4 separate regions of the Mus musculus genome follow, and all the other regions are linked to region 3. The links are chromatin loops, found by intact Hi-C in ENCODE. Cell type or tissue: heart. All regions are shown on one strand.

Region 1 (8,000 bases), 61 kb before region 3:
TTCCTCACTGGCAAAAGAGCTTCTTGCACATAAAGTTGGCACATTGTAGGACTATTGGACATCCCCTGTGGTAAGACCTTCCATTGATACCTCTTATCAGGTTTAGCAGAATAAGCTCTCTGACCCGTTAACAAGTCAAAAGTCCAATCTCTCTGCTCTGGAGTTAAAGCAGCAGCGTTTGCTCGGGCCTGCGCCTGTGCCGCCTCCTGCCACAGAGCTCGCCATTCCACATATTTGGCCATACTAGGGAGAGCGGCTTTTGCAACCGTCTGCCAATCAGCAGGCGTTAGTGCCATACCAGCGAGCCTGTCTAACTGCGCCAAGGTAAAATTAGCATTGGTTCCGTATTTACGAACCGACTCGGCAATTTCCTTAATCTGTACGTATTCTACCGGAGCGTGGACACGCCCACCCTCGGCTCCTTCAAAGACTGGAAATGCCTGTTGTATTTTCTTTTGTTCCTCTCGGGGAATGAATGAGTCTGCGCACTGCCTCTCTGCGCACTGCCTCTCTGCGCACCTCTCTGCGCACTGCCTCTCTGCGCACCTCTCTGCGCACTGCCTCTCTGCGCACCTCTCTGCGCATTGCCCCTCTGCGCATTGCTGACGCACTACGCAGGGCGGGGGCTCCGCATAGGGCGGACCTTGAAACCGACTGCCGGGAGGTTGAACAGTACGCTGACTTTCGCCAGCCGCTTTTGGCTTTTTTCTTGACCAATTAGCTGGCTGGTAATGGGCTGCTTCTTCCTCCCAGTCTGTTTCCTCAGAGGAGGATTCTTCACTTGCTTCAGAGCTACTAAGAGCTGGCTTCCTGAGCTCATCTAGTGACGAGTATCTCCTAGAGACCTCCGCTAATCGATCTTTTTTCTTCTCCCTTTTTCCTCTTTTTCTTCTAATCTCTCTCCAGGTATTCCTACCTAACCTTAACTTTTCCTCGGGTTCAAGACCCTTGGAAAGGCCTGTATACTTATTTTGTGTACCATACTTCCTCTTTGTTCCTACTCTCTCTCCCCGCTTTACTTCTGATAGATTGTCCTGAATTTCCTCTAGAATTTTCAGCCCTATCTTAATCACTTGATAGCATGTGAAAAAGAACAAAAGGGCTCCTAACACCAGAAAAAATTCAAGGCCAAACATACTCACTGGTACTCTCGTTCCCCAGCTGAAAAGTTCTGAATTCATACAGTTGAATCCTTCTTAACAGTCTGCTTTACGGGAACCTTTATCACCGTCGTTCCCCAGCTGATGAGTTCTGAATTCGGCAGTTGAATCCTTCTCAACAGTCTGTGTTACGGGAACCTTTATAAACGTGATCCGCAGTTCTGGTTCTGAAATGAAGTATCCCTCCTGCGCCAGTCCGGAGTTTTTTCTCGTCCCGGATTTTCTCGTCCCGGAATTCGGCACCAATTGTTATTCGTCGCGTTCTCACGACCGGCCAGGAAGAACACAACAACCAGAATCTTCTACGGCAAAGCTTTATTGCTTACATCTTTTTGGGGCCAGAGTGTAAGAAGCAAGAGAGAGAAGCAAGAGAGAGAGAAAACGAAACCCCTTCTATTTTAAAGAGAACAACCATTGCCTAGGGCGCATCACTCCCTGATTGGCTGCAGCCCATGGCCGAGCTGACGTTCACGGGAAAAACAGAGTACAAGTAGTCGTAAATACCCTTGGCTCATGCGCAGATTATTTGTTTACCAACTTAGAACACAGGATGTCAGCGCCATCTTGTGACGGCGAATGTGGGGGCGGCTTCCCACAGGCCTCGAACTCAGAAATCTGCCTACCTCTGCCTCCTGAGTGCTGGGATTAAAAGCGTGTGCCATCCCTGCCCGGCTTCTTTTGTTTTTTTTTTTTAAGACAGGATTTCTCTATAGCCCTTTCCTTCCTGGAACTCGATCTGCAATCCAGGTTGGCCTTGAACTCAAATATCCACCTGCCTCTGCCTCCTGTGTCCTGGGATTAAAGGCATGTACCAGGCAAGATTTTCCTTCTGAATTTTGTGTGTATGTGCATGTGAGTGCAGTGCCTGTGGAGACCAGAAGAGGGAGGTGTCAGATTTCCCCTAGACCTAGAGTGACGTGTGGTGGCAAATTACCTGCTATGAATATTGGGAACTGAACTCAAGTCCTCTAGAAGAGAAGGTGTACTCTTAGCTGCTAGGCATCGCTCCAACTCTTGAGTGGTTTGAGACAAAGTCTCACTCTGTACAACAGGTTGGTGGCAAAAGAACTTACAATCCTTTTAGCCTCCACCACCCAAACGCTGAGATTACAGAAGTGTTCCAAGACACACCTTGGGCCTTTGGCCACTACTGCAACCTGTGCACAGAGTAGGAATGGGGGCCACAGAGAGAGGTGAATGGATATGTTCAACAGATAGGAGCCTGTCCTGACAGCAACCAGGATGCTGTGCAGCCTAGCCTAAACTCCTCCAAACCAAAGCGTGTCACCCTGGTTTGTGACTCCCTTGAGTCTGGGACCTCCACACATGTGAGGCCGCTCAAGGGGCAATCCCTACCTGCCTGCCTTTAAGGGGACTGCTGGCTCCTGGCTGCCATTGGCTCCCTTACCACCTGCCCCAAACTGCTGTACCGTGTGGTGCCCAGAAATCAGAGCTTCAAGAAGAACTATGCTGGCATCTTCCACTTTCAGGTAAAGGGAAGACCTGAAAGAGAAGGAGGGAGGGGTGGAAGGAAGGAAGGAGAAAGACAGGAAGAGAGGAAGGGAGGAAGGGAGGGGGAGAGAGATCATGTATGTACTTATTTTGACACTGTTTGGGAATACTTTTCAACTAACTTTCAGAGAAATATCTGCTTATGAAAGCTAATTTTTTTAAACTCTAAAGAAAATAATTAGCTGTTTGTGGCTCTCTTCCTGTTCTCTCTCTCTCTCTCTCTCTCTCTCTCTCTCTCTCTCTCTCTCTCTCTCTCTCTCTCTGTGTGTGTGTGTGTGTGTGTGTGTGGTCCATGTGCCTGCATCCACAAATGCGCATTAGGCACTCCTGTGTACATGAAAATCTCCACCATACAATTGGTATAACCTGGATGTTTAACCGATAACTGATCAGGGGAAAGACAGGAAGGGAGGATGGAGGTGTGGAAAATAGGGAGGTATTTTAAGATTTTAAGGCTTTTGTTGACTTTCCCTCGCCTGTTCTAAAGAATGACTGGGCCTTGGTCAAGATGGTTTCGTGGATGAGTGTACTTATCCCCAGGCCTGGCAACCTGAATTTGATCCCTGAAACTTGCATGGTGGAAGGAGAAAAATAACAGACAGATATCACACACACACACACACACACACACACTATACATATATACCTTTTTTAACAAAAGAATTCCAGTTTGAGTAATTGTTGCTGGTATGTTCTTGTCCTGACCACGAGGGGGCGCTCTAAGGACAGATCTCCTGTAAGCAGACAAATGTCCCCTTGCCACCCACAGCTTTGGCAGTTTGGGCACTGGTTGAACGTGGTCGTGGACGACCGGCTGCCCACTAGGAACAACAAGCTGGTATTCGTGCACGCCTCCCATCGCCAGGATTTCTGGAGCGCCCTGCTGGAGAAGGCCTACGCCAAGTGAGTTGCCCAGGCCAGGAACCAGGCTGGCCTTGAGCTGCCTGGCTTTGGCTGCCAAGGAAGGTGGGCTAGGACACTAACTGAACCAGGGGAGGAGACAGGCCACGATAAGGCATGCCTCATTTCCCTCACAATTCTGCCTGACTGTTCACCCCAACTGACATCTCCTAACAGCGCCCTATCTGCCTGCAGGCTGATCGGATCCTACGGAGCGCTGTCTGGAGGCAGCACTTTGGAGGGTTTGGAAGATTTCACAGGCGGCGTAGCACAGTGCATTCCGCTCCAGAAGCCCCCTGGCAACATGCTAAGGCTCCTCAAGAAAGCCCTGGAGAAGTCTTCCCTCATGGGCTGTTCCATTGAAGTAAGCCAAGCTGGGTCTTGTTGGATATTGTCGCTCCCCACCCCGACCCCAAGGCTCTTACCCCGCAACGACTCATCACTAGCTACCCCTTTCTTGAACTAATTTTTGTCTGCCTGTAGTGCAGAATGACTGTTCTCACCGGGCACAGCCTCCGAGTTGTTTCGACTTTCTCTTTCTGTGACCCCTTAGTAACTCATAATGCAAATTTTCATAGCTTGTCTTCTCAAGGGAGAAGGGAGAAGGTTCCAGAAAGGCAGTGACCTTTTTTTTTTTTTTTTTTTTTTTTGGCAGTGACCTTTATGGGATGCATTCACTATTGGACCCTGGGACTGTGGACGATACCCAGCATGCATTAGGCACTCAACAAATATTTGTTCAAATAAATAAATGTACCCAGAGTGCTTCCATGTAACCGCGGTTATGGGAGCGGGGTATTTATTTCAGGCAGAGTAGAACTTACTCTTCGCAAAGCCTGCACACAGATGCTTGCTTCTGCAGGCTGTACTCGTAATAGCAAAGAAAATCGGAGTTAGTTGCCTTTCTGCGGGTGACTCAATTAAGTTAAACCAATTGATTCTTTTTTCTTTCTTTCTTTTTTTTTGGTGGGGGGCTTGGGGGGTTCGAGACAGGGTTTCTCTGTATAGCCCTGGCTGTCCTGGAATTCACTTTGTAGACCAGAAATCCACCTGCCTCTGCCTCCCAAGTGCTGGGATTAAAGGTGTGCGCCACCACACCAGGCTAAACCAATTAATTCTTACATGCCATAGAGTACAGACAACGACAGCCCCTAACAATAGGGGCCTCTCTATGACCTTCTTGTAATGACAGCATTGTCCTGGAGTATTAATGATGGTCAGGGGAGGAAGGAGAGGATGAGGGGACCCTGGACACAAAGGCCCTTTAGAGATGCAAGCAGTAAAGAACCTGGCCCATAACTTTGGTGACAAATCCATGAAACTACATCTGTGATAAAGCTGCACAGCCAACTGCAAGTGACCAGGGACAAAGCTAGGAAGAAGGGGCTGGAGAGGTGGCTCCACGGTCTGCTTTTCCAGAGGACCAGGGTTCAATTCCCAGCACACATGGCAGCACACAGCTGTCTGTAACTCCAGTCCTAGGCGATCCAAACCTTCTTCTGGCCTCCATAGTGCGCAGACACACACAGCCAAAAACACTCACACACACACACACACACACACACACACACACACACACACACACACACACTTCATAAGCTAGAGGGAGATATGCAGGCTGCGTCAAAACCTGCATCCTGGTGCTTGCTTTGTTCTGTGAGCTTTTTGTTTTGTTTTGTCCTCTTACCTGTTTACTTAGGCTTTTGGTTTTGTTTGTTTGTTTGTTTGTTTGTTTGAGACAGGGTCTCACTATGTACTCCTGGCTGTCCTCAAACTCAGAGAAACTTGCCTACCTTCACCTCCCAAGTGCTCTAGGCTTACTCCTATACATTCAACTTATAGTACAGCATTGCAAAACATTGGAAATCCGAACTAGGGGAACAAAGGCTCTTCCTGTACTACTGCGGGTGAATCACCAATTGCTTCCGAATCTAATGTACAGGAGCTGAGGAGACGGCTCAGTAGGTGTTTCCTCTCCATGTGAGATCTAAATCTCAGCCGGGCAGTGGTGGCGCACGCCTTTAATCCCAGCACTTGGGAGGCAGAGGCAGGTGGATTTCTGAGTTCAAGGCACAGCCTGTTCTACAGAGTGAGTTCCAGGACAGCCAGGGCTATACAGAGAAACCCTGTCTCAAAAACAAACAAACAAACAAACAAACAAACAAACAAACATCTGAGTTCAAATCCCCTGCACCCACATTAAAACAAACAAAAAAACAAACAAACAAAAAACCCAGCAGGGCTGTGTGTGCCTATAGCCCCAGTGCTGAGCATAAAGACTTGGAACTTGCTGGTCAGCCTATATATCCCAAAGCAATAAGCTTTACCTTCAGTGAGAGATTATGTCTCAAAGTGTAACTCCAAGTTCCCCAGAATCCAATGCCACCTTCTGCCACTCCTAGGGTACCAGACACACATGTGTATCAGACAAACATGCAGCAAAACTCTCATAACACATAAAATCAAAATAAGCATTTATTTAAAAAATACAGAAGAGATTCAGTGGCTTTCTTTGGCCATCTCATGTATTCACATTCACCACACACATGAGTGACATCTATAGTCTCTCTCTCTCTGTCTCCTCTCTCTCTCTCTCCCTCTCTCTCTCTCTGTCTCTCTCCCTCCCTCCCTCCCCCCATCTCCCTTTCTCTCTCTCTTCCTTTCCCTTCTCCCTCTCTGTGCCAGTGTGTGTGTGTGTGTGTGTGTGTGTGTGTGTGTGTGTGTGTGTGTGAAGTATAAGCAAGGTGTAGTGTCTCATGTCTATAAACCCTCAAGAGGCTGAGGCTGGAGAATCACTCTTGGCTACATAGAGAATTTGAAAGCCTCTAGGCCATATTAGACATGCCCTCTTGTAGATATAATATTCGTGTTACAAATCACATAAAATGATGGCTGTCTTAGGATTTCCAGGCCAGATCTTAAACACTCTCCCTTCTTTTCTGTAGGTCACAGACAATAGTGAAGTAGAAACCATGACACATAACATGCTGGTGCGAGGACATGCTTATGCAGTGACTGGCCTAGAGGATGTGAGTACAAGCAATTGGCCTCCCTTAGAAATCACAGGTATGGGAGAGCCACCCCCTGCCCAGGTCCTGAGCATCCATGCCTCTCTGCCTCCAGGTCTACTACAGAGACAAGTTGGAAACTCTAATTCGGATCCAAAATCCTTGGGGTCGGGTTGAATGGAATGGAGCCTGGAGTGACAAGTAGGGGACCAAACACACAGCAGGGTTCCTGTGGAAGCCAACGTCACGGGTGGGGCCAACTCTTGTCCCCAGTGCTTCGAGGTTTCATAAGAACTCTGAAGGTGGCTGCCCTTCCCATCCACTGTTTTTTCTTGGCAGAGCCACAGAGTGGGAAGAGGTGAGCCCAGATGTTCGGGTACAGCTGCTACACAAGAAGGATGATGGCGATTTCTGGTCAGTGTGGCTTGGAGGAGCCTCAGACTCCCCACAGGCATCCCTCATCTCCCTACAATCGCCTCTGTGTGGTGTGCCTCGGGTGAGGAGGTCCTAGGGTCCCTTCACAGTCAGGTCAGGGCCCGTAGGTGTGGCTGTGGAGTGTACTGACAGCGCTGTCCGTCCTCCCCTTCCCAGGATGTCCTATGAAGACTTCATGAGCAACTTTACACTGCTGGAGATCTGCAACCTCACCCCGGATGCCCTCAACACCTGGGATTACAAGAGCCGCTGGCACTCCACCTTCTATGAGGGCAGCTGGCGAAGGGGAAGCACTGCAGGGGGCTGCAGAAACCACCCGGGTAGGCGAGGGCAACCTGAAAACTAGGCCTGGGCAGGAAGTCACAGAGGCAGGGTGGATGAGGGCACAGTTTGTGGAATGCCACGGCCCTCAGGAACCCAGGCAGGAATGGCTGGAATCTCAGGGCACCCAACAAGGGCCCAGTCAAAGACAGAAGGCCCTGCCCCAGCACAACCACCTTGACCTGGATCTTCCACAGAGACGTTCTGGAGCAACCCCCAGTTCAAGATCTCTCTCCCGGAAGTGGATGACCCAGAGGATGACTCTGAGAAAAACGAAATGGTTTGCACCTGTCTGGTGGCACTGATGCAGAAGAACTGGAGACATGCTCGAGAGGGACCCCAGCTCCTCACCATAGGCTTTGTCATCTTCTCGGTGTGTCCCCGGGATCCCCAGCCACCGGTGCTTCCCCTTTGGCTCCTTTTCCTCCTCCTCCTCCTCCTCCTCCTCCTCCTCCTCCCCTCCCCCTCCCTCCCCCTCCTCCCCCTTCCTCCCCCTCCCCCCTCCTCCCCTTCCTCCTCCTCTTCTTTTGCCATATACACCAGGCAAACTCCCCAGTCTAGGATAAAGGTGTGTGCTCTTTTTCTTTTTCTTTTTTCTCTTTTTACTATTTTCTTTTTCTGTTTTTTTTTTTTTTTTGGTTTTGTTTTATTTGTTTGTTTGTTT
Region 2 (8,000 bases), 580 kb before region 3:
TCAGCACTGATCTTCCTAGACACAAGCTCACCTCTCTGCCCCCACCCGCCACAGCCTCCAACTGCTGCGCGGGCTCGGGTATTTGGTTTTGGTTTCTTTTTCTGTGTTCAGGATATTGAAGCCTTTCTTTTTGACATCCATCTGGTAGACACTACTTCCTTCTGGCCCCTCCCTCTCAGCTGATGCCATCAAGTGTAAGAGGCTACAGGCTCTGGAACGGAGCCAAAGTATGAACTCAGCACTGGTCACTACAAACGCCCCCGAGATAAGAGGCCCAGGTAAGAGAGGAACAGAAGTCCGAAGTTGGGACTTACCCAAACAAACCAGGAAAGCTTAGGGGCAGACTCCATAAAGTGAACTCACTGTGGCTTTTTATGCCCTTTTCATGCCTCAGTGAGGTGAAACCAGGAAACCATCACATAACCTCTTCGAGCAACAGCCACCTTTTGGGCTGTGTGCCACACACACCTGCCCCGCGCCACCCTCCACCCTCCACCCCCTGGACAAAAGGTTATGTATGAGCTTGACTTATATACCGTCTGCCTGGTCTGCCTGCATTTCTGCGCTCCTCCTCTCTGGCCATTTTATTTTTCTCTTTCCCTCTTGGTCATCATGCTGTCTTTAAAGTCCTTAGAGGTGTCTTTATCCATACTGTCAACCACACCATGGAATGCGTAGGAGCTCTTTTCCCATCAACAAAGAAACCTTTCTACTCTTCTGCTGAAGGTGAATAATTAGGATAGCTGACTATAAAGATGGTAGAAAGATAATCTTGGCCAATGGTTCTCAAAGACCATTGTGGTGCTAAGACCACAACATTAGCTTGTAAGAAATGCCAAACAATCAGGCCCGTCTCTCACCCACTGAATCAGAATTCTATGAGCAGGAACAGCAACCTGAATCACTCTGGTGCACACTTAAAAGTCATAATCACCCATTGAAGCTCTTCCCACCTTGGGTTCTCCCATCTTTGTTTTTCAAAACAAGGTTTCTTTGTGGAGCCATGGCTATCCTGTAACTTGCTCTGTAGACCAGGCTGGCCTTGAACTCAGAGATCCCCCTGCCTCTGACTCCCAAGTGATGGGATTTTTTTTTTTTTTACATTATTTTTATTTTACGTGCATTGGTGTTCTGTCTGCATGTATGTGTGTGAGGGCATCAGACTTCCTGGAACTGGAGTTGCAGACCGTTGTGAGCAGCTATGTGGGTGCTGGGAACTGAACTGGGGGTCCTTTGGAAGAACAGACAGTGCTCTTAATCGCTGAGCCATCTCTCCAGAGTGATGGGACTTAAAGGCGAGCCCACTAGCTCCCGACTGGGTTCTCCTATTTTAAGAGGAAGGAAAGTAGTCTTCTCTGCCTTGAGGACTCCCAGAGCGGGTTCGTGCGGACTCTTCTCTGTGTCCACAGCCCCACAGGACAAGGAAAGGGCAGAGGGCTACGTCTAACTGTTCTCTGGTTTAATGTGTGTGGGTACTGAAGAATAGGGAAGGAACACATTGCTCTTGTCCCGGCTACTCCCCTTCTCCCTGTGGATTAAGTTTAGAAAAACGTTGGTTACTCTGCCTGCCCTCTTTTCCCAGTACAGTGTTCCTTCCCCACTCCCAGAGTAAGTAGGGGTTCAGACATCCTCTGCTCTTCTCAAGAGGAAAGGATCCCCGGTTCCCACTAATCCAAAGGTTATGGAGGTGAAAGGGGCAGTCCCTTCCCGAGGTCCTGACACTGAAAAGGATCGTCCAGTCTTGACGATCCCGCTTTGTAGGGGTCTTGGAACAGGAGGAGGGGTTCTCTTCCCCGGTCCTTCCTCCCTTGGGTCTTGACACCGGAAAGGGGGATTGATTTTCTCTCTCCCGCCTCCTTGGAGTCTCGGGGACCGGAAGAGTAGTTCCCCATGGCTCCGCCACTTTTCAGGTGCTCACCTCTGGGGGCAGGTACGGAGGGTTGTTGGCTTTACCTCCTCTGTTCCTTCCGTTCTTCTTCTTCCCCTTTGGGCCCCCGCAACTGCTGCTACCGCCGGCCCCCCGAGCTTTGAGGTTTCCACCCATGGCCGGGCCTCCTCCGGGCCGGCAGCAGCCGCCGAACAGCTCCGATACCCGCGAGTCCATCCGCCGCTGCCACCAGCCCCCCGCCCGACCCCTCCCCCCCGCCACTGCCGCCGCCCCTACTGCCACCGCCGAGTCGGGCCAGCCGGAGGAGAGCGGGGTGTGGCCCACTGTAGGCCACGCCCCTGCCTTCCCTGTCCTCCTAGTCGCGTCAGAAAAAGCCGCAGGGCATCAAGGGATACTGAGTCCGCAGCTATGAGATTTAGTGCTAAAGAATGCGAGTTCGAACTACAATTCCCAAGAGGCATCGCTATGCGAGAGTCACAGGTGGCTTCGGGGGCGAGGGCAGCAAGCGCGCCTTGAGCGCAAAGACTAAGGGGAGTTGTAGTCGGCACCCAGTTTCCCGTACTGCCAGCGGCTTCTCTTCTAGGGGCAGTAGGAAGGCTTTGTGGCCTGAGATTAGGGACAGTAACCGGAGGTGAAGGGCTTATATCAGAATTGAACTGGGTTTGACCTTTCGGCGCTGACCCCAGACAACAAGTTAAAAATCGGGGAGGTTGGATCTGACAGCCTGCTGGCTCCACCTCTGCCTCAGTTTCTTTCCTGACGGCTGGAGTGCTGTCGAGTGAGTCAGGGCAAAAGCTAGGGCGGAGGCAGATGGTAGTTATAGCATAATTAGAGCTGTTATTGTGACGATGATTATGCCACCCTTGCAATATAGTCACTGTTTTATTACTTGGGTGGCACAATCCGGGGGTTGGTTTTAGCAGCCCCAGGCACCGCAGTGGCCAGACACGTGTCCAGGACCCATAAAGCAGCCAGCTGCCTAAGGTTTGGAGGGTGCCTACTGCAAGTATCTCTCCTCCCCTTTGTTTTGAAGTTTAGCCAATCCCGGAAAACAGAATTTGGTTTAAAACTTGTCCGGAGGAGGGGCCTGGCCCCTACTTGGGGCGGAGCTGGGGTTCCAGTTACGTCAACCACCAGGGGGCGGGGAAAGTAGCCAGGAATAGAACTTGTCCTAGGACGCCAGGGGATTGCTGATTTGTCTTTCTAGCCAAGCTGTCTCTCCTGTCCTTCAGAACTCTCAGAGCGACATAAACCAGTATACGGGGCACCAAAGGCTCAGAATGGAGAAGCAGAATTGCTGGGCACAGAGTCAGGACGCCAGGGTTCAAATTCCAGCGCCGTGGCTATCTCATGACTCACAGTACGTCCATTCCCCTCTCTTCACAAACAACCAGGTGTTCACACATAGCCAAGAAATAGAACAGAGTTTGAAAGTTCTCCACGGTACGGTAGGAGCACTTACCTCTGGTGTACTCTGAAGGAGTTCAGACCTGGTTGAGTCCATAACTTCTGCACAGTTCCACATCGAAGGAGACGAGTCTATTGAGCATGCAGTCGCTGTCCACATTGGATAGTTTCCACACCAGCTATATACCAAAAGAACCAAAAGTTGAAAAGCCTTGCAGATCAGCCATTTACCTGGGTCTTCAGTAAAGGAAAGTAGGTGTCTTTTCTGTATGCTATCCTGTATGCTTAAGACCAGGATTGCCAGGAAAAAAAAGTTTTTAGAGATGGAGACTAGAGAATTCAGTGAGACATCTCAAAGGATGGGAATAGAAAGGAAGAGACATCCCCACCCCACCCACACATTATCACCACAAACAGGCCGGGTTCTCTCACCAGCCAGAAACCACTGCACTCAACTGATAACTATTTTTTAAATATCCACGGATCTTCCAGCAGTCACCCTTTAACACACAATTCCATCCCAGCCAATTCTCCTTAATGGATACCTTCCTTTAAGAAAGGGTGGGGCATGATATAACCCATTCTTGAACAGCCTGGCCTACCTACAGAGAGAAGTGAGGGCTGGCAGAGGAGAGAGGCCACAGGATGCCTGCTGGGAGACCAGGGTCCTGGGGAGTGGAGGTGGTATAAGTGGCCAGTTTCCTAGACAGGTTGTTTACGAGGTGGCTGCCTATAGGATGTATATAGTGTGTGCTTATATACACATCACATGCAAATATTTTTCCTGGCTTGTAGTGAGTCACTTGCTTTTACATCTAGTACCTTTGTATGAATATGCATTTTGTGATGTCACTTTCATGTGCTCTGACTTAGAGCAACCTTCCCCTCTGCTTTCTTGCTTGCCTGTCACCCTTAAGCCAACCTCATTATGACTATATATATATATATATATATATATATATATATATATATATATATGTTTTTTTTTTTAGGAGATTTTGAAAAGTTTTACTCTTGGAGCTAGAGAGATGGTTCAGTGGATAAGAGCTCTTGCTGCTCTTCCAGAGGATCAGAGTTCAGGTCCCAGCACCATGTAGGGTGATTTATCACTCCTTGTAGTTCCAGCTCCAGGGAAACCGGCACCCTCTTCTGCCCTCTGAGAACACCACACTTTGGCACACAATTCCAATTACAGATATACACATAGTTTAAATGTGTGTGTGTGTGTGTGTGTGTGTGTGTGTATAAAATGTTTAATCTATATGCATGTGTGTACACTATGATGTACATGTGGAGGTCAGAGGGCAACTTGCAGAAATTTATTCTGACTTGAATTCAGGTCACCAGACTTGGCAGCAAATGCCTTTACCCACTAAGCCATCTTCCTGGCTCTGATCTTTTTGTTTGTTTGTTTTTTGTTTTATTTACACTAACAACTGAACCCAGAGCCTCCGTGCTTGATATGCACAGAGTCTTCTACTGAGTTGTTCTGCTAGCTTCCTGCAGTGATTTTTCTGGTGGGTTTTGGTTTTGTTTGTTCCTTTTTTGAGACAGGGTTTCTCTGTGTAGCCCTGGCTGTCCTGGAACTCACTTTGTAGACCAGGCTGGCCTCGAACTCAGAAATCTGCCTGCCTCTGCCTCCTGAGTGCTGGGATTAAAGGCGTGCGCCAACATGCCTGGCAGTTTATTTATTTTTTAAAGATTTATTTATTTATTATTTTAATAATTAAATTTACATTTATTATAAATATATTTATAATATACTATATTATGAATATACATTTATAATATAGTATTATAAATTCATATTTATAATATAGTATTATATTATAAATACAAAATTAAAATATATAAATATATTATATAATATAAATATAATATGTTTATATGATAAATATTATATATGTGTGTATGTATATGTATATATATACACATACTCACACACACACACATATAAATCAATTGCAGCTGTCTTCAGACACCTCAGAAGAGGGCATCAGATCTTGTTATGGATGGTTGTGAGCCACCATGTGGTTGCTGGTTGCTGGGATTTGAACTTGGGACCTTTAGAAGGTCAGTCAGTGCTCCTAACTGCTGAGCTATCTCTCCAGCCCCAACACTAAGTTTATTTTTAAAAGCTCTCCCCTTGTTATTCTTCTTAAGCACTCTTCTGCACACCTAGACGATCCCCCTGAGTCCTGTTCTGTCCTTTTCATTTTGAGACAGAGTCTTGCTGAGTTATCCATGTTGGCCTTGAACTTGTGCTCCATCTGCCTCAGCCCTCCAACAGGTCGTCACTGTCAGGCCTGGGATTGTCTTGTGTCACTTACATGAAGAAGCTGCCACCATCACATAGTAAGATTTACACATGCACCGTCCTGTTCTGGATTTCTAGCTTTTATTTTATTTATCCATTTCCCACACAGTGCTTGGACTAAGACTCTCGTGCATGCTAGGCAAGCATTCAACCACTGAGCTAGCTCAACACCACACTATTCCCCCCCCTCCTTTGATCTTTACAGAAAGGGGTCTCTGCGCAGCCCTGGCTGTCCTGGATCTTGATCTGTAGACCATTCTGGCCTCAGGCTCAGAGCTCTGGCTACTTCTGCATCCCAACTGCCGGGATTAGTGATGTGAGACACTATGCCTAGCGGCACAGTATTTGTGATTGCGTATGCATGTGAATGGGTTTGTGCGTACGAGTACAGTGTCCTCAGGGGCTAGCAGAGCATGTGCAAGCCCCTGGGAGCTGATTGGGACCCACGTAGAGTGGGTGATGGGAACTGAACCCAGGAACTCTCCATGAGCAGTCTGTACTCTTAACCAGTGAAGCAGCTCTCCAGCCACCCACCACGGTATATTAATTGTGCTGTTACAGGATGTCTTGACGTCTGGTCCCTACTTCGGGAAACTCACTCTAGTCTTGACTTCTATGACCTGGCACTTGTGTCTCCTTCTTCATACTTTTCTCCTTACTTCCCCATATGCCTACCTCTCATATGTCGTCACTCATTGACTGATACAGCTGGTCCAGTAGGTGCTTGCGATGGTTTGTATCTGCTTGGCCCAGGGAGTGGCACTAGCAGAGGGTGCAGCCTGTTGGAGTAGGTGTGTCCCTGTGGGTGTGGGCTTTAAGACTCTCATCCAAGCTGCCTGGAAGCCAGTATTCTGCTAGCAGCCTCCAGATGAAGGTGTTGAACTCTCAGCATCTCCTGCACCAGGCCTCCCTGGGTTGCCATGTTCCCGCCTTGATGATAATGGCCTGAACCTCTGAACCTGTAAGCCCAGCCCCAATTAAATGTTGTCCTTATAAGAGTTGCCTTGGGCATGGTGTCTGCTCACAGCAGTAAAACCCTATCTAAGACAGATCTAAAGTCAGAAACCTGTTCCCCACCCCCTTTCTTTTTTTAAAGAAACTCTGCAGGGCTGATTGAGTGGGTGAAAGCACTTCCTGTTCAAGCCTGATCCCTGGACCCCACGTAAGACAGGATCTCAGTGTGTGTGTGGGCTTGCCTCATGGCCTCCACCCCACCTCCTAAGTGCTGTCCACCGCCTGGCTCTGCTTAGCTGCTGCTGCTTCTTCTTCTTTTTAAGATTTATATATTATTATACATAAGTACACGGTAGCTGTCTTCAGACACACCAGAAGAGGGCGTCAGATCTCATTACGGACGTTTGTGAGCCACCAAGTGGTTGCTGGAATTTGAACTCAGGACCTTTGGAAGAGCAGTCATTGCTCTTAACCGCTGAGCCATCTCGCCAACCCTCTGCTTATCTTCTTGATGGCCACTTTCTATCCCTTCTCCTCTTCAAACCCAATGCTAAATTAAATTATATTCATGAGACATCTGTCTTTTGTTTGTTTTTGTTGTTACACAACAGGGTTTCTCTGTGTAGCCCTGGCTGTCCTGGAACTATTGTAGACCAGGCTTGTCTTGAGCTCTGCGATCTACCTGCCTCTGCCTCCCCTGTGCTGGGACTAAAGGTGTGCACCACCATCTCTACTGGATGGACATCTTTCTAAATATCTCTAGAGTTCACTTAATTTCTCACCACCTGCTGGGATGACCCAAATTCAAGTCTCTTTGAATACACATTTTGGGGCTGGAGAGATGGCTCAGGGGTTAAGAACACCAGCTGCTCTTCCAGAGGTGCTGAGCCTATGACTCCAGCACTTTGGAGATACAGGATGGAGGCTGTGGGGAGATTCCAGGTCAACCTTGATTACATAGGGAGTTCAAGGCTAGCCTGGGCTAAATGAAATCCAGTCTCCAAATACAAAAATGAATAAATATATAAAGCCAAGCACAACTCTTCACAACTATAATCCCAGCCCTTGGGAGGCTGAGCAGGGGATCCTGCAGATGAAGGCCAGCCTGAGCACCATGGCAAGTTTGAGGCAAGCCTGTGCTACGTGAAATTCTCTCTCAATAAACAAATGTCCTTCCTGCTAAAAACATCTGTCTGACTACCGTATGCTATAAATTGTATCGTTTTATAGTGCATACAAATTTTCTATTTTTTTTAAATAAATTTTATTTTATATATATGATGAGTAGCCGTCTTCAGACACACCAGGAGAGGACATCAGATCCTGTTGCAGATGGTTGTGAGCCACCATGTGGTTGCTGGGAACTGAACTCAGGACCTCTGGAAGAGCAGTCAGTGCTCTTAACTGCTGAGCTATCTCTCCGGCCCCAAACTT
Region 3 (8,000 bases):
CTTCAGAGGCCATCTGATTAAATAAACATTTTTTTTCTCCATAGCTCTGTGCATCCTTCCAAGGTTTAACTAACTCCTTGGAGAGGAGAGAAGGCTGGCAGCCTGAGTCTAGGTTTCTGCAATGACCCAAGCCTGGGCCTGGGTATAAGGGGGAGGATGCAGTCCTTCAGTCTCAGAGGGGCTGCAGCGCCCCCTACTGGGGACACAGGGAAGAGACAGGCCTGGAGCCAAGACGCCACCCAGACTGTGGCCCAGATTTAGAAAGATGTAGCCCGAGTGGTCTTCACATTCCATAAGTACCTGAAGGTGGCCTTGAACCGCTTCCTATGTGCTGGTACTGCAGCTGTGTACCACCATGTCCTGGATCTAGGGATCAAGTCCAGGGCTTTGTGCATGCTAGGCAAGCGCTCTGCTAGCCGAGCTATGCCCCAGCCCCTCTTTCTCATTTCAAGGGCCTGGAAATGGAGGCAGCTTTGTCTTCCCCGCTACCTTCCCCTCCCCCACCACGCTGTCCTCAGCTCCTGGAATGAACTCTGCCAAACTGGCCAGCCCCACCCCCAGCTCCTGGCCATACTCCCACATCCCTGGGCAGGAAAAGGCTGAGGCCTGGGCTCTCCCTTACCTTGGCTCCAGGCCCTGACACCAAAGCCCAGGCTGCCAGACTTCCTGGAGAACAACGGGCCTATGTGTCCTCATGTTGGCGTTGGACCTCCCCGTTCTTCAGCCATACTGTGGTCTGAGGAAGGGTGTGTTGGTATGGGATGTGAGACTCCCTCGGTGGAGGGGGCGCTGATGCTCCAGCTCAGGACTGACTGGAACTGAGAGGAACACTCTGGTCCTAAGTGCCCCTTGTCCCCAGCCCTGGGAGACAGAAGCTTTTGCCCCGCCCCATCTCCCAAGCCCCCTCCCCCAAGGCTGCATGTTCTCTCATCCTCTACCAGCTGATGGCTACAGGGGTGGCCCTACTGTTGGGACTTCCTTTTTTCACAGAAATTTCATTTAAACTAGTGGTTCTCAAACTTCCTAGTGCTTCAACACTTTTAACACAGTTCCTCATGGGGTGAGCCCCAACCATAAAATTATTTTCGTTGCTGTTTCATAACTGCAATTCTGCTGCTGTTATGAGTCGTTCTATAAATATCTGTTTTCCCATGGTCTTGGGTGACCCCTGTGAAAGGGTCCTTAGACCCACCCCAAAGGGGTCACAATCCACAGGTGGAGAACTGATTTAAACAAAGGCTTCAGACTTTCGTGAGAAGTAGTGTATTTTCTTTTGTTTTTGTTTTTTTTATTGAGACAGAGTTTCTCTCTAACCTTGGCTGTCCTGGAACTCTATATATAGATCATGCTGGCCTTAAACTCAGAGATCCACCTGCCTCTGCTTCCTGAGTGCTGGGATTTAAAGGTGTATACAACCATAGCCTGGGTTGTTTTCAATTCTTTTTCTTCTTCTTCTTTTTTTTTTTTTAAAATTAATGTGCATTGGTGTTTTTGCTTACATATATGTCTGTGTCAGAGCATCTGACCCTCTGGGACTGGAGTTAAAGACAGTTGTGAGCTGCCACGTGGCTCCTGGGAATTGAACCCAGGTTTCCTGGAAGAGCAGCCAATGCTCTTAACCACTGAGCCATCCCTCCCTCCATTCCCCAGTTGCTTGTTATCAATCCTTACTAAGGTCAAGCTTGGTGGTGGGTTGGAGGTTAAACGCATCACTGTACCAAGCACGGGTGTCCATGACTAGTTTGTCAAAACTGCATACATGCCTCAGCAGTGGTAGCTCACACCTTTAATGCTGGCGCTTGGGAGGCAGAGGCAGGCAGATCTGTGAGTTCAAGGCTGTTCTGGTGGTCTACAGTTCAAGTTCCAGGAAAGCAGGGCTATACAGAGAAACCATGTTTCAAACAACCAAACCAATCAACCAACAAACACCCCCAGCATACATCTGCTCTGTTAGAAATGGCCTTCCTATGCTATCTGGTTCAAACTGCCTGTTCCCTAACTAGGAGGCAAGCTAAAAAATACAAACAAAGTCTCTCCTGCTTGCCCTTAGCTCCAATGACTTGACTTCCTCCTCGTACTGAAATTCACGAGAGGTTTAGCAGCTTTCTTTTTCAACACTGGTAGCCTCTGGGGAACCCGAATTTTTTTCCCAAACTCTAACTTCCTACCTACAGTCTGGCTCCTGGGTTCCCTCTAATCCACCCCCGTGTGTGGCCACAAGGAACTGGTGAGAGTGTAATTACTCATTTTCCAAAGATTTATTTTATGTATGTGAGTACACTGTAGCTGTCCTCAGACATACCAGAAGAGGGCACCAGACCCCACTACAGATGCTTGTGAGCCACCTTGTGGTTGCTGAGAGTTGAACTCAGGACCTCTGGGAGAGCAGTCAGTGTTCTCACCGCTGAGCCATCTCTCCAGCCCTCCCCTTTCCCCGCCCTCCCCCCTTTTTTTGAGTCAGTTTTTCTGTGTAGCCCTGACTGTCTTGGAACTTGCTCTCTAGAGATCCTCCTGTCTCTGCCTCCTGAGCACTAGGAAGTAAGGTATGTGCCACCGCTGTCCTGCCTGTAACTACTTTTTTACTGGTCTTAGCTTTTCCGAAGAGTGTTGAAGATTCAGCAAGATGGCTGTGCATCCTGGCTGGCATGGTACTCACTATGGCTACTCTCCCGAGGGCTAGGATTGAGGCATGGCACCATCACAAGGGAATTTTTGTGCAGTGATTACAAGGGTGTCTCTCCCTTCCCCAAAGTTCCCTGATGTTTGACTCTCTACCATTGGCTTGTGAAAGTCTCTCCCCGTTCTGCGCCCTAGGGCGTTGGTGATATGACTTATCTCCTGTCACACTTTGAGCTGAAAGTGCTCCCTGGTTCCTAGGGGTGATCTGAAGATATTCATGAGCATGTGACGCTTGTCAAGTTTACCCCATCTCATGTCCCACCCACCTATGTGGTGACATTCATTGCTTGAATGTCCTTGAATGTTAGTAGGCTCTTAACTCTGGCACTGACCTGAATGGGTGTCGGAGGGGGGCATTTATGATTCTGCCACCAGTGTTGAAGAAAATATCTGGAATATAATCGTTTTCTCCCAAAGTCTTTTTAAAAAAAAAAAACAATTTTATGTACATTGGTGTTTTGCTTGCATATACATCTAGTTGCAGACAGTTGTGAACTACCATGTGGGTCCTGGGAATTGAACCCAGGTGCTCTGTAAGAGGAGCCAGTGCTCTTAAGAACCACTGAGATCTCTCTTCAGCCTCCCCCACCTCAAACTCTTCTAATGCATAGCCTTGTCCCTGAGTAACTACACTGATGGCTTCTGACCACAAGTGAGCTCTGTAGGCACCACCTTGAAGGTCAAGGAGAGTCAGGACCCACTGCAGGTTACTTCCTCCTCCTGGGAGGGAGGGAAGCTTGAGCAAGGGACTGCCAGGTATCCTTCCTGCCACAATGTTGTACATCACTTCCTGACGTCTCTGGTCTCTGTTCAAAGCAGTCTACTGAACTGCTGTTTTCTGGATGGCTGCCACTGATGTAAAAGTCCTTTACTGTGTGGGTCAATATGGTGAAGATTGCAGAGCACCCCCTTGTGGTCATAATCCACCACTGCAATTGAGCAGACCAGTGACTGCAAGGATGTCTGCTTTTTCCGGTGTTTACATGAGAAGACTGGTAAATTCTACCTTTGTTTAAAAACCTCTAGGTATAGAAAGGAGGAGATGTGAAAACAAGGGTACAAGGAAGTGGAGAGACAGGAGAACCTCAATTCTCACCTAAACTAAATTGTTCGTAGAATTAAGTTGATAGCAACTAGGAATGGATGTGAGCAGAGAACTGTGCTGTCTGGCTGTGCAAACAGGAAAGTGTGACGGCAGGAGATTGGCCAGAATGATGTCACAGCTAGGCTGGCAGTCCATACAGGTCCCTGGGGACCGTAGTGTTCCTAGGGTGGGAATGGCCAGAGTCCTCAACTCCTTAACCCATCGATGACTGTGTTCTAGCCAGGCTAGAAAAACAGGCTTACCCTGTTTGTTTTCATGGTGTGCCCATTCAGCCCTCTACCCCTCCCGGTAGTCCCGAGCACGCGGCTTTCTGGGTCCTAGCTGTGGGGAAGTGCTAAGTGTGGATCAGCAGGGCCCGAGACAGCAGCACGCTCTTCCTTGGCCTTTTCAGGGGGTAGGGCCACTTGGCTTGAATTCAGACCCACAGAGTCATCTGTCTTGGGCCCAGCTGTTCAAACCAGGAAAAGCCATTCTCTGTGGCTCCGGTTTCTCGCCAGGGAGTGGGAACATCGGGCAGGCTCTGCTAAGGGAATTAAACCACGTGCCTAGAGTTGGTACAGGGTAAGAAGATACTATTTATTTATTTATTTATTTATTTATTTATTTATTAGAGTTGGTACAGGGTAAGAAGATACTATTTATTTATTTATTTATTTATTGGTTTTTCGAGACAGGGTTTCTCCGTGTAGCCCTGGCTGTCCTGAAACTCACTCTGTAGACCAGGCTGGCCTCAAACTCAGAAATCTGCCTGCCTTTGCCTCCCAAATGCTGGGATTAAAGGTGTGCACCACCACTGAACAGCAAGAAGATACTCTTAATGCTGCTGCCCCGTAAGGTCCCCTGGTAACCAGGATGAGTCTCGGCATCCTGGGGTGGTCCACCTAAGCTACCTGCTCCCCTCCCCCACACCTCTGGGCGCTGGGAGCTTGAGAACCAAGCCATACTTACCTAGTTACCTCTTCCAGTGTGGATTACTGCTTGGGCTCTTGCTGTCAGTCAGTCAGCTAGGAATCCCAAGACTTTGGAGACGGGATGCACCCTGGGTTTGGGGTAGGGGCTGCTGGAGCTAAGCAAAGTATGTGATGTCACAGGTTCCCTGCCCCCCACCTCAATGGGAGCACCTTCTCCACTTGCTTGTGAGGAAGTCAGACTGTGGGACCTATACCACTGCACCTCGTGCCCAGGTCACCTTACACCAGGTACTCAGAGTCTCTCATGTGTAAAGCAGGGAAGGTAACAGGTGGAGAGCCACAGAGATCATGAATGACTCAGCTCTCCCATAGCTGGGGACTGGGACTCCTCGATGCGTGCCTGGTTTACTCTGGAAAACAGAAAGGCTAAAGGATGAAAAAGGGATTCTGTAGGCAGGCATGACGATGCGGTGCGTGCCTTTAATCCCAGGACTCAGGAAGCAGAGGCAGGGGGATTTCTGTGAGTTTGAGGCCAGCCTGGTCTAACAGAGTTGAGTTCGAGGACAGCCAAGGAAGGCTACACTGTGAAACCCTGACTCAAAACAAAAACAAAACAACAGCAACAAAAAGATTCTGTCAGTAAACTACAGTGGAACGAAAGGCTTGGGTCCTTGATGTGTATCTCTGCCACCCAGTCCCAGAGCTAAGGACACAGGCACAGAGCACAGCAAACAGAGATCCAGTCAGCTGAGACCCGTGTGCAGAAAGGGAGTCGCCAGTGCCTGGGGCAGAACAGGAGGCAGGCAGAACCCAGGACAGGTTGTGTGTATGGCGCCAGCCTGCCCCTCCCCTGACCAGTCAGGTCCAGAATAAATTCTGTTCAGGCTACTCTTTAGTTTCCCTTGAAGGGGCTGGGAGCACTGGAGGTCAAGTCTGAGAGGACTGTGGTAGAAGAGAAGGCAGGGCTGGTTAGTTAGTTACATACCTTAGAGACACAGGTCTTCAGAACACGGAAAAATGGTCCCGAGTGTGTTAATGGGGTACCCTGATGAGGTCCCGTTTACATTTTGAGAATAGGGTCAGTCACAAATCCTGTCCTTTTTTTTTTTTTTTTTGGTTTTTCGAGACAGGGTTTCTCTGTGTAGCCCTGGCTGTCCTGGCATTCACTTTGTAGACCAGGCTGGCCTGGAACTCAGAAATGCCTCTGCCTCCCGAGGGCTGGGATTAAAGGCATGCGCCACCACGCCCGGCTCTCTTTTTACATTTTCTTTTTAATCCTGTCCCTTTTATAACCATTCTGCCTTTAGCGATTCTGTTCTTGTCCATAACTTTAGCTATCGGCTTGGTTAGGCCTGGGTCTTCAATCCAAATCCAGTCTGGATCGCCCCCTCCCATCCCTCTGCCTGTTGGATAGCTGTTTTTGTCTTGTTTTTATGATTTGCTTATTATGTATACAGTGTTCTGCCTGCATGTACACATGCAAGTCAGAAGAGGGCGCCAGATCTCATTACAGATGGTCATGAGCCACCATGTGGTTGTTGGGGATTGAACTCAGGACCTCTGGAAGAGCAGATAGTGCTCTTAACCTCTGGGCTGGCCTTGAACTCAGAAATCCTCCTGCCTCTACCTCCCGAGTGCTGGGATTAAAGGCGTGCGCCACCACTGCCTGGCCCCTGAGCTTTACTTGAGCATACTAAGTGCATAGAACCTCCAGCCCACTTGGGCCCTTAACAACCCAAGGATGAACCTGGGTGGCCTAAGGAAACAGACAGGCTTAGGACCCATGGAGTCAGGGTAGTACACAGCTCTGCTCTCAGAAGATTAAAAAAGAAAAAAAAAAAAAAGCCAGGTGACTCCCAGTGACCTAGAAAGGAAGCCCTTCAGGAAGGGAGGAGTGTGGGCACAGAAAGCAGCCCTGCAGGCTGGGGCTGGGTTATAAAAGGCTGCGGGTGCCATGCTGAGCTCTATCCTGAAGAGTGGGAAAGGCCCCTAGAGACAGCCTTAAAACCCCCTAGGCCTGGAGGGGCCTGAGTCCCAGTAGTAGGCTGCAACCACCATTGTTCCTAAGATAGGGTTTATACTTGATCCGGCAGAAGCTGTTGGAGAGTGGCCAGCTAACACAGCTCGTAACAGGTCACTACTTGCCGCTGCTGGGCCCCACGCTTGGTTATCTACACCCTGTAGGCAAAGAATTCTCCTTACAATTGGTAGTGAATTGGGGGTAAAATCAACTCCTTCACTCTCCACACCTTGCTTTTTTTTCTTTGTTTTTAACCATTTTCCCCAATGTTGTCCAGACTACTCTGCTTCAGTGTCCAGAATGCTGGGACAAACAAATGCCACCATTCCTGAGTTAAAGATAGTGTATTGATAAGGGAAAATGTTACATTTGAATTTTAGCCCCTATAAAGTTTTGAATGTGCCTTGCCAGCCTGCCTGTGCGTTGTGTACACATAATACCTTTGGGGGCAGGAGAGGTGAATATTTCTCTAGAACTGGAGTTACAGGTAGTTGTGAGCCACACCCCACACCCCGGCTCTGGGAATCTTACCCCCATCTTCTGCAGGAGCAAGTGTTGTTTTTTTTTTTTTTTTTTTTTTTTTTGAGACAGAGTCTCTGTATAGCCCTGGCTGTCCTGGAACTCCTTTGTAGACCAGGCTGGCCTCAAACTCAGGAATCTGCCTGCGTCTGCCTCCCAAGTGCTGGGATTAAAGGCGTGCGCCACCATGCTCGGCAAGACAGAGTCTTTGTATGTAGTCCTCGATGTCCTGGAACTTACCATGTAGACGAAGCTGGCCTCACACTCAGAGACCCACCCTCCTTTGCCTCCTGGGTGCTGGCATCAAAGGTGCTTACAACCACCCCGAGCCTGTCTACAGGTGTCTTGCTTCCATGTGTGTGTGCCATGTGTGCTCCGGAAGGGCAGCCAGTGATTTTAGCCCCTGATTCATCTCTCTAGCCCCATCATCGTTTTTTTTTTTTGTTTGTTTATTTATTTTATTTTATTTTTTTGTTTTTCGAGACAGGGTTTCTCTGTGTAGCCCTGGCTGTCCTGGAACTCACTCTGTAGACCAGGCTGGCCTCGAACTCAGAAATCCTCCTGCCTCTGCCTCCCGAGTGCTGGGATTAAAGGCGTGCGCCACCACTGCCCGGCATCATCGTTGTTTTAAGGCAGGGTCTCACTCCATAGACCAGGCTAGCCTGCAGAACACTGCATAGCCTAGGCTGCCCTGGAACTCATGGTAATCCTCTACCCCAAATTCTAAATGCCGGAAAAGTAAATATGAGCTACTAAACCCAGACTC
Region 4 (8,000 bases), 140 kb before region 3:
GGAGGCAGAGGCAGGTGGATTTCTGAGTTCGAGGCCAGCCTGGTCTACAGAGTGAGTTCCAGGACAGCCAGGGCTATACAGAGAAACCCTGTCTTGAAAAAAAAAGAGAGAGAGAGACTATGGACTTCACTGTGTCCTCCTGGCCCTTTCCAGGCTCTAGGGTTTAGCAAGATCATTCTAGATTGGGAGATGTTGAGAGCATCAATGAGGTGTCAGGATCCCCTGAAAATCCTGTCTTCGTGAGGCTGGAGACGGGTGACTCAGTAGATAAAGTTTGTCACATAAAGATGAGGACCAGAGTTCGAATCTCCTGAAAACTCACGTAAAGGACAGATGAGCTTGGCAGCCTGTGTGTCATTCCAATCCTGGGAGACAGAAGAAGGGACTTGATCCCCAGAGCTGTCTAGCAAGGTCAGCCATATCAGAGAGCTCTGGATTTGATTGAGAAAGCCTGCCTCAAAGAATAAGGATTGACGGAGGCCGATTCTCAACATCAACCTTGGGCTCCCCCATGCATGTGGGTTCATGTGGGTTCACACACGTACACATGGGACAGGAGCTTCAGAGCCACCGTGGGCCAGGCCCAGGGCCTAGTGCCAAGAAGGTAAACAGGAACGAGGAGACAAGCAGCCCCTGTGTGATGGAGCTTATAGAAACAGGCCAACCCAGGCAAGAGAGAAAGGTCAGCCCTGACATGGGGTCCATTCACTTCACAAGAACCCCTCCCTGCTTTATGAGCAGCAACTGAGAGGTAGACCAGTTGGCCATGAGGATATTAAACAGAACAAGGGAGCAAGCAGAGCCAGTCAGATTTAGAGTGGGCAAGAGGACCTCTCAGAAGTGACCCTGAAAAAAAGAGCTGGAGGATCTCAGATCTCAGAAAGGAGCAGCATAGAAGCCAAGAAGCCGGGAGACGTCAGGAAGCCATGTGGCTGGAGCATAGGGCAGGAGGAACAGGGAGAGACTGGACTGGCCCTGCAGGCCACGGGGAGGATTCAGGCATGCAGTGTGGGCTTTGTCCCAGTTAGCGGGAGGGAAAAACAAGGCTCAGCAAATCATTTATGATACTATACATACAGCTATCAAGTCACCCAAGTGATCAAGCCAAGAAAGAGCCTTCCAGGTCTATGGACAAAGACCATAGGACAGGTTCTTGTCACTCCACATGCAGATCAAGAGCTGGGCTGGCTGCACCAACATGAAATAAACCAGGGATACTTGTGACAACTGCTTTTCTTTACTTGTGTATAGGTATTGGGGAATGCGTGCCATAGCACGCATAGAGAGGTGCGGGGGATCTTCTGGGAATCAGTTCTCACCTTCTACCATGTGGATGGTAGAGGATGGAACTCAAGTCGTCAGCCTTGGCACCTTCAACCACTGTGGTGGTTTGAATGGGTTTGGCCGCCATAGACTCTTGTTGGAACGCTTGGCCCAAAGGAGTTGAAATATTAGGAGGTGTGGCCTTGGAGTGGGTGTGGCCTTACTGGAGGAGCTGTGTGGGTGAGCCTTAAGGTCTCCTAGTGCTCAAGCCCCACCTAGTTTGAGACAGTCTCCTCCTGGCTGCCTTCTGACCAAGCTAGAGAACGCCAGCTCCTGCAGCACCTTGTCTGCCTGGATGCTGCCATGCTTCTCCCCATGACGATAATGGACTGAACCTCTGAAACTGCAAGCCAGCCCCATTAAAAAGCCAACCTTTATAAGCATTGCCTTGGTCATGGTGTCTCTTCACAGCAACAAAGCTAAGACACCCAATGAACCATCTCCCTGACCCCATTAGTTATTCCCGGGCCTAGCATCTTCATATATCTCAGGCTGGCCCCAAACCTGCTAGATAGCAGAGGATGGCCCTCAACTTGTCATCTTTCTGCCTCCATCTCCTGGGGTGCTGGGATTCCAGGTGTGCACCCACATCTGGTTTATGCGGTGCAGACGACGGAACCCGGAGCTACGTGCATGCTAAATAAGTCCTCCACTGATGGCATCGAAACCTCAGCCCCTAACAACCAGTGCAGTGACAGGAGCTGGGGGGGTGGGGAACTGCTACTTTTCAGGGAAGTCTCATTTGTATAGGCACCAGCAAGAACCAGGCCTGAAGAGCGAGGGGGCCTGACCAGGGTGGGAAAAAGCGTGGGAAATCAGCAGAACCATCCCTTGTGAGCAAAGACTGTGGGGAACATGTATGGTCTGGTGGGAGCTGGGAGGTTGACAGAGCTGCTGACAGTAGATGTCTGGAAGACACGGGTTTAAGGAACTCTAACCAGAGGCCCTAGCATCTAAATTACCTCTAGGAGCAGCAGGGAACCAAGGAAGATCCTAAACAGGTTAAGGTAGTCTGTGCTGAAAAGGGGGAAGGGTTAAAGGGAAGGGACTTATAAAGGTGGGACTGGGAGGCGAGGCAGGATGGGCTTGATCGAATAAATAGATAAATAGATAAATAAATCAGGGCTATCTCTCTCTCACACACACACACACACACAGAGTGTAATTTTTTTTTGAAAGAAGACTCAGGTGCAGGAGTGAGGGGACAGATTTTGGGGAAAGAAATGTCTTACTTAGGATTCCTGCTAAGATCGCTATGGCTGGGATGGGACACCAGGGCCAAAAGCAAGGTGAGAAGGTTTATTTGGCCCGTATTTCCACACCATAGTCCATCACTGAGGGAAGTCAGGATAGGAACTCAAGCAGGGCAGGATCCAGGAGGCAGGAGCTGATGCAGAGGCCATGGAGGGATGCTGCTTACTGGCTTGCTCCTCGTGGCTTGCTCAGCCTGCTTTCTGATAGAACCCAGGACCACCTGCCCAGGGGTGGCATCACCCACAATAGTCTGGGCCCTCCCCTAAGTCACTAAGGTACCCAGGACCCAGCATGCCGTTTTGTGTGATGAGATGAATCCATTAGACCACACTTTGTCCACCGTAACCCTAACCCTAACCTTAACCATAACCCTAACCATAACCCTAACCATAACCCTCACCAGCCAAGGATGACTTTGAACCTCAGGATCTCCTGTCTCTACCTCTTAATTTCTGGGACCACAGGCATGCTCCACTGTGTTGGGTTTATGTGGTAGAGGACTAGGCAAGTGAGCTCTTGCCAGATGCCAAAGTAGGCTTCAGTTGGAACAGGCTGGGATCAGGCTGTGGGCTGTGGAACCCTTCCAGACTCTGCACAAGAAGCAGCCACAGCTCTGATGGCCAGATTACCTCAGACTGCTCTGTTCCCAGCCGCCCCCCTCAGCCGGTTCTGGCTCTCTGGCCCTCACTTTGCATCTCTACTGGGAAAACAGGACGGGAGTGATGGTACACACACACTAGGGGAATTCAGGGTACCAACGTCTTACTCCAGTTCCAGGACCCGCTTGCTGGTAGCCCTCATATCCAATAGAGGGCGCAACGTGCACAGACATTTGGCTACCGGCTCGCCCTGCGCTCCCACCTGGGAGGCTGCTGAAGCTGCTACACCAGTTTGTTCATCCTTATTTTATCTCAATTCCTCACCCCAATCCACAACAACCACATATATGTTCCTGTAAGACAAGTGTGTGCATTTTTAATTTTCTATTTTTTAGTACTTTCTTTGTTTGTAAAGACAGAGTTTCACTATGTAACCTGACTAGCCTGGAATTCACTATGCCAACCAGGCTGGACATAAACTCACAGAGACTGACCTGCCTTGGCCTGTGCCTCAGCCTCCTGGGTGCTGCTGGGGACTAAAACCATGTTTTACTACACCTGTTCCATGCATGTTCTCCACTGGACAAAATCTAGAACCACCTGGGAGATGGGCCGCTAATTAAGTTAGCTGTAGCAGACCAACCAATCTCAGCTGTGGGCGGACTCACCCCCTAGGCAAAGGATTACGACTCCCGTTCACTGCGATCGGCTTCTTTACTATGCGCACCTTGAAGGAAGAGCTAAAATAAACTCTTTTCTTTATTAAATTGCTTTTATCACATCAACAGGAAAAGAAACTAAGACAGGACATTCATGGTTCTTACTCCCCCCCCCTCTTGTTTTTTTGTTTTGTTTTGTTTTGTTTTTTGTTTTTTAAGATTTATTTATTTATTATATGTAAGTACATTGTAGCTGTCTTCAGACACTCCAGAAAAGTGCATCCAATCTCATTACGGATGGTTGTGAGCCACCATGTGGTTGCTGGGATTTGAACTTAGGACCTTCTGAAGAGCAGTCAGTGCTCTTACCTGCTGAGCCATCTCTCCAGCCCCCCTCTCTTGTTTTTAAGGTTTATTCATATTGCTAAGAGTATTTTTAGTCCCTGGTGGGCACCTCACATTTATACCTGATCTCTAACAGACACCCAGGCATCCTCCAGCACCAACTAACAGCCTAACTCTGAGCATCCTCACACACACACATGCACGCACACATGCACACACGCACACACTTCCCCATTTTTCAGTTTGAATAAGACAAAGAACTCCTGGGTTGCAGGACATTCATTAACGTTAACTGCAGAAGATGGCCAGCTATTTTTCTACTTACCTGATTCTTGAAGGGTCCCCTGTCCTCCCCGGGTGGCCCTCGCTGGCACTCTTTCTTTCCTCTTGGCTTAACTTAGGGAGATGCAGAGCCACTGGCTGCGGCCTCTGTGAAGACCCTCTTACGTGTATAAAACAGACTCCTGCTCTCTGTCAGACTTAGTGGTACCCAGCAGTTGAGTATTCACCAAAGCGATGCGGAACAGTGAACACCACAGGTCTCGGGAGGAGGCTTAGCCAACCGCAAAACCCTGTCCAGTCAGCCCTTTCCTCTTCTACAGCGTTACCTCAGCTTTCTGAATCTCCCCGCAGCTCTTCCTCAGACAGTTCGCTTTTCAAGGATCTGTGCTTCCTAGTTCTGTCTGGGGACAGACTAGATAGACTCTCTGAATCCCACGGTACATATACCATGGAAGTAAGTAGCATCCTCTCCTGGTTTCTGCCGGCAGGGTCTGTCTCTAACTTACCCAGCTAAGCTTCCTGCAGATGCCCTGGGCTGGAACCAGACACAGTCTCACAGCCCTTAACCTAACTGTCGCCCAGTGAAAGCCCAAATGCTTTGGAGGTAAAAGCTGGAAGAGAAACCATGGGTATGGTAGATTAAACACCTAGATCTTTGTTCTGGTCACCATGGCCCTTGAAGATCGTCTGTGCCGATTACTTCACAGATGAGTGGGTATCGGCTCAGGGAGTTAAAGGGCATGCCTAGGGTTGCTGGCAGGCCATTGTCAAGGTCAGGACTGGAATACAGGCTTGTCGGAGACCACCGCACCACTTCCTACAGAATCCTGTACTCTCTCTCTCTCTCTCTCTCTCAACACCCCCACTCCCCGTGTAAACATTGCTTTTTAAAAGTTGGTTGTAAGTTCATAAATAATACAAGGATACATTCTCCTTCTTAAAAAATTAAAGTACTCAGAGGCCTGAAAGATGGCTCAGCAGTTAAGAGCACTTACTGCTCTTGCAGAGGACCCAAGTTCAATTCCCAGCAACCACATGGAAACTCTAAGTTGCTTATCATTCCAGTTCCAAAGAACCTGAGGCCCTCTTCCGGCCTCCAGGGCCACCAGGCATGACCAGGGTGCACAGACACACATGAAGGTGCTCACACACACACATGAAGGTGCTCACACATACACATCAGAAATGAAAAATAGATCTTGCCAGGGGTGGGGGTGGGGGTGACTCACACCTTTAGTCCCAGCACTAGGACTGGGCAGAGGCAGGCAGATTTCTGTGAGTTCAAGGCCAGACTTGTCTACAGAGTGAGTCCTAAGACAGCCAAAGCTACGGATAGAAACCCTGTCTGAAAAAACAAGATAGATATATGATTGATAGATAGATAGATAGATAGATAGATAGATAGATAGATAGATAGACAGATAGATAGATAGAAGAGAGAGATAGAAATGGAGAAATAGAAAAATAAAACAAGAGGTTAAGCACACCTCTGATCCCAGCACTCAGAAGGCAAAGGCAGGCAGATTTCTGTGAGGCCAACCTGGTCTACAACATGAGTTCTAGGACAGTCAGAGCCACATAGCAAGACCCTACCTCAAAAACCAAAAACTCCTGCAAGATTTACTAGAACATCATGGTGAACTCCCGCCCTTGGGAGCAGAGGCAGGCACATCTCTGTGAGCTAGAGATCAGATTGGTCTATATGGTGAGTTTCAAGCCAGTCAGGGCTACATAGTGAGACCCTGTCTTTAAAAATTAAAATAAAATAAATAAGGGCTGGAGAGATGGCTCAGTGGTTAAGAGTGCTGGCTGCTCTTCCAGAAGTCCTGAGTTCCATTCCCAGCACCCACGTGGCAATCACAACTGTTTGTAGCTTTACTTCCATGGGACTTGGCACCTTCACACAGCCATACATGCAGGCAGAAAATAAATAAATCATCAAAAAATTTTAATTTAAAAAAAAAAAAAAAGGACTAGGTCTGTGGCTCAGGAGAGCACTCATGCAACCTGTGCAAGACCCAGAGTCTCATCTCTAGAACCACACGAAGACCGGCAAGGACAATGCTATTGATAGCACTATCTTCCCTAAGAGCAGGCCCTCCTCTCCCTACGGAGTTCCTGCTAGCAGCTTGGGAACCACTGTGCTGTGCTTTCTATGTGCATACGGATGGACAGACGAACTTTTCTATAGCTCCAAGACACTGCTGCGTGAACTTAATTACTTCATTCTATGTAGCTAGTGTGTAAGTGATGTGTTCATTCTATGTAGCTAGTGTGTAAGTAATGTGTTCATTCTATGCAGCTAATGTATAAATGATGTGTTTATTCTGTGTAGCTAGTGTGTAAGTGATGTGTTCATTCCCCTCAGCTGAACATCTTAGAACTTATGTCTGTCTGCGCTTATACCATCCTCTCTCAGAACTACCTCGTAGCAGTCCATGGGACAAGAGGATCTGACCGATTTACCTAGTCTCTTACTGATGGCCAGGGAGTTCATTCCTAATTCTCACTATTAAAAGTGGGCTTGATGGAGAGACAGACAGACAGACAGACCAGACAGGAAGACTTGGGTCCAGGTGATGATGGCTTACACCTTTAATTCCAGCACTGGGGGTGGGGGGTGGGGGTAAAGGAAGATAGATCTCTGAGTTCAAGGCCAGCCTGGTCTACAGAGTGAGTCTCAGGACAGCCAGGGCTACACAGAGAAACCCTGTCTCGAAAACAAACAAACAAACAAGCAACAACAATAAATAATTTTTTTTGAAAAAAGAATAGAAAAGGAAAAAAAGACTTAAGAACAATAACACTAAGCAAACTACTGACCTGGGTCAACAGTGTGTGGCTGCAGTGCCCACCCTGGGCCTGGAAAGGCCTTCAGGAACAGTTTGGACTGAAGCAGTGTGTGTGAGTGCCGCACGTATGAACAAGTAGATGGTCAGAGTTTACACTGTAACTGTGTGTGCTGGTGTGTGTGTGTGTGTGTGTGTGTGTGTGTGTGTGTGTGTGTGTGCGAGTGAACACCAAAGGCAGACATAAAGGAGCAGAGAGGCCAGAGAAGCAGGAACACCTACACTCATGGAGCATTTCCAGGCTGACAGGCAAATGTTTGGTCAGTGCTACATGCCCACCCTGCCAGCCCTGCGGGAAGCCACAGGGGGACAAAAATGAGATACCTGCACTCAAGTAGGAGACGCAAGCACTGGCATTTGTGCTAAATACCAAAGACACCAAAGGACATACTGCCTGCTCTTTCGAATCAGGCAGGCAGTTCAGTGCAAACCCATGTGTGACACCCATGGACAGAGTATGTGTAAGACCCAGAAAACCCTGGCTGGAGATGTAGCTCAGTTGGTACAGTGCTTGATTAGAATACACAGAACCCTGGGTCAGAGACCCAGCATTGCAAAAACCAAACATGGTATGAAGACCACAAAAGAGGTAGAGACAGGGGACTGTTCAAGAGCATCCTCCTGCATACAGTGAGTTCAAGGCCAGCCTGGGATATGACTCTGTCCCAGGCATTGAATACTCTAAGGGT

The links. Peaks named below come from ENCODE experiments on the same cell type or tissue, not always from the same donor. Only the 100,000 strongest peaks of a DNase experiment are listed, where the experiment ranks them.
Region 1: it touches region 3 in a loop (4-fold over the local background); 20 of 42 quality-filtered maps call a loop at or near these places.
Region 2: a loop joins it to region 3, with 2.2 times the contacts of the local background. A loop is called at or near these places in 5 of 42 quality-filtered maps.
Region 4: it touches region 3 in a loop (2.7-fold over the local background); 12 of 42 quality-filtered maps call a loop at or near these places.

What each region holds. Positions count from the first base shown.
Region 1 is chr17:45,638,404-45,646,403 of GRCm38, reverse strand. Capn11 (calpain 11) reads left to right here. Exons shown (of 22, transcript NM_001013767.2): 4 at 2,532-2,650; 5 at 3,442-3,575; 6 at 3,768-3,936; 7 at 6,518-6,601; 8 at 6,696-6,781; 9 at 6,920-6,994; 10 at 7,172-7,335; 11 at 7,534-7,709. Among named protein-coding and RNA genes, the nearest start is that of Gm52283, 15 kb to the right of the region's middle. In heart, CTCF peaks have their summits at 2,045 (motif pointing right) and 3,389 (motif pointing right); a DNase peak (open chromatin) is centred at 3,483; H3K27ac peaks cover 503 bases.
Region 2 is chr17:46,155,245-46,163,244 of GRCm38, reverse strand. Gtpbp2 (GTP binding protein 2) reads right to left here and starts at 2,213. Exons shown (of 12, transcript NM_019581.3): 1 at 1,919-2,213. The coding sequence starts at 2,104. In heart, a CTCF peak has its summit at 3,005 (motif pointing right); DNase peaks (open chromatin) are centred at 44, 2,304, 2,984, 5,904 and 1 weaker place; H3K4me3 peaks cover 3,866 bases; H3K27ac peaks cover 3,607 bases.
Region 3 is chr17:45,577,243-45,585,242 of GRCm38, reverse strand. It overlaps Slc29a1 (solute carrier family 29 (nucleoside transporters), member 1), which reads left to right. Exons shown (of 14, transcript NM_001357771.2): 14 at 1-43. Among named protein-coding and RNA genes, the nearest start is that of Gm35399, 7.9 kb to the right of the region's middle. In heart, CTCF peaks have their summits at 2,312 (motif pointing right), 3,391, 3,607 (motif pointing left) and 6,179 (motif pointing right); DNase peaks (open chromatin) are centred at 202, 592, 3,592, 4,212 and 3 weaker places; H3K4me3 peaks cover 766 bases; H3K27ac peaks cover 3,204 bases.
Region 4 is chr17:45,713,882-45,721,881 of GRCm38, reverse strand. All of the region lies in intron 3 of Gm35456 (a long non-coding RNA gene), which reads left to right. Among named protein-coding and RNA genes, the nearest start is that of Gm35456, 9.0 kb to the left of the region's middle. In heart, a CTCF peak has its summit at 3,379 (motif pointing right); a DNase peak (open chromatin) is centred at 3,361; H3K27me3 peaks cover 538 bases.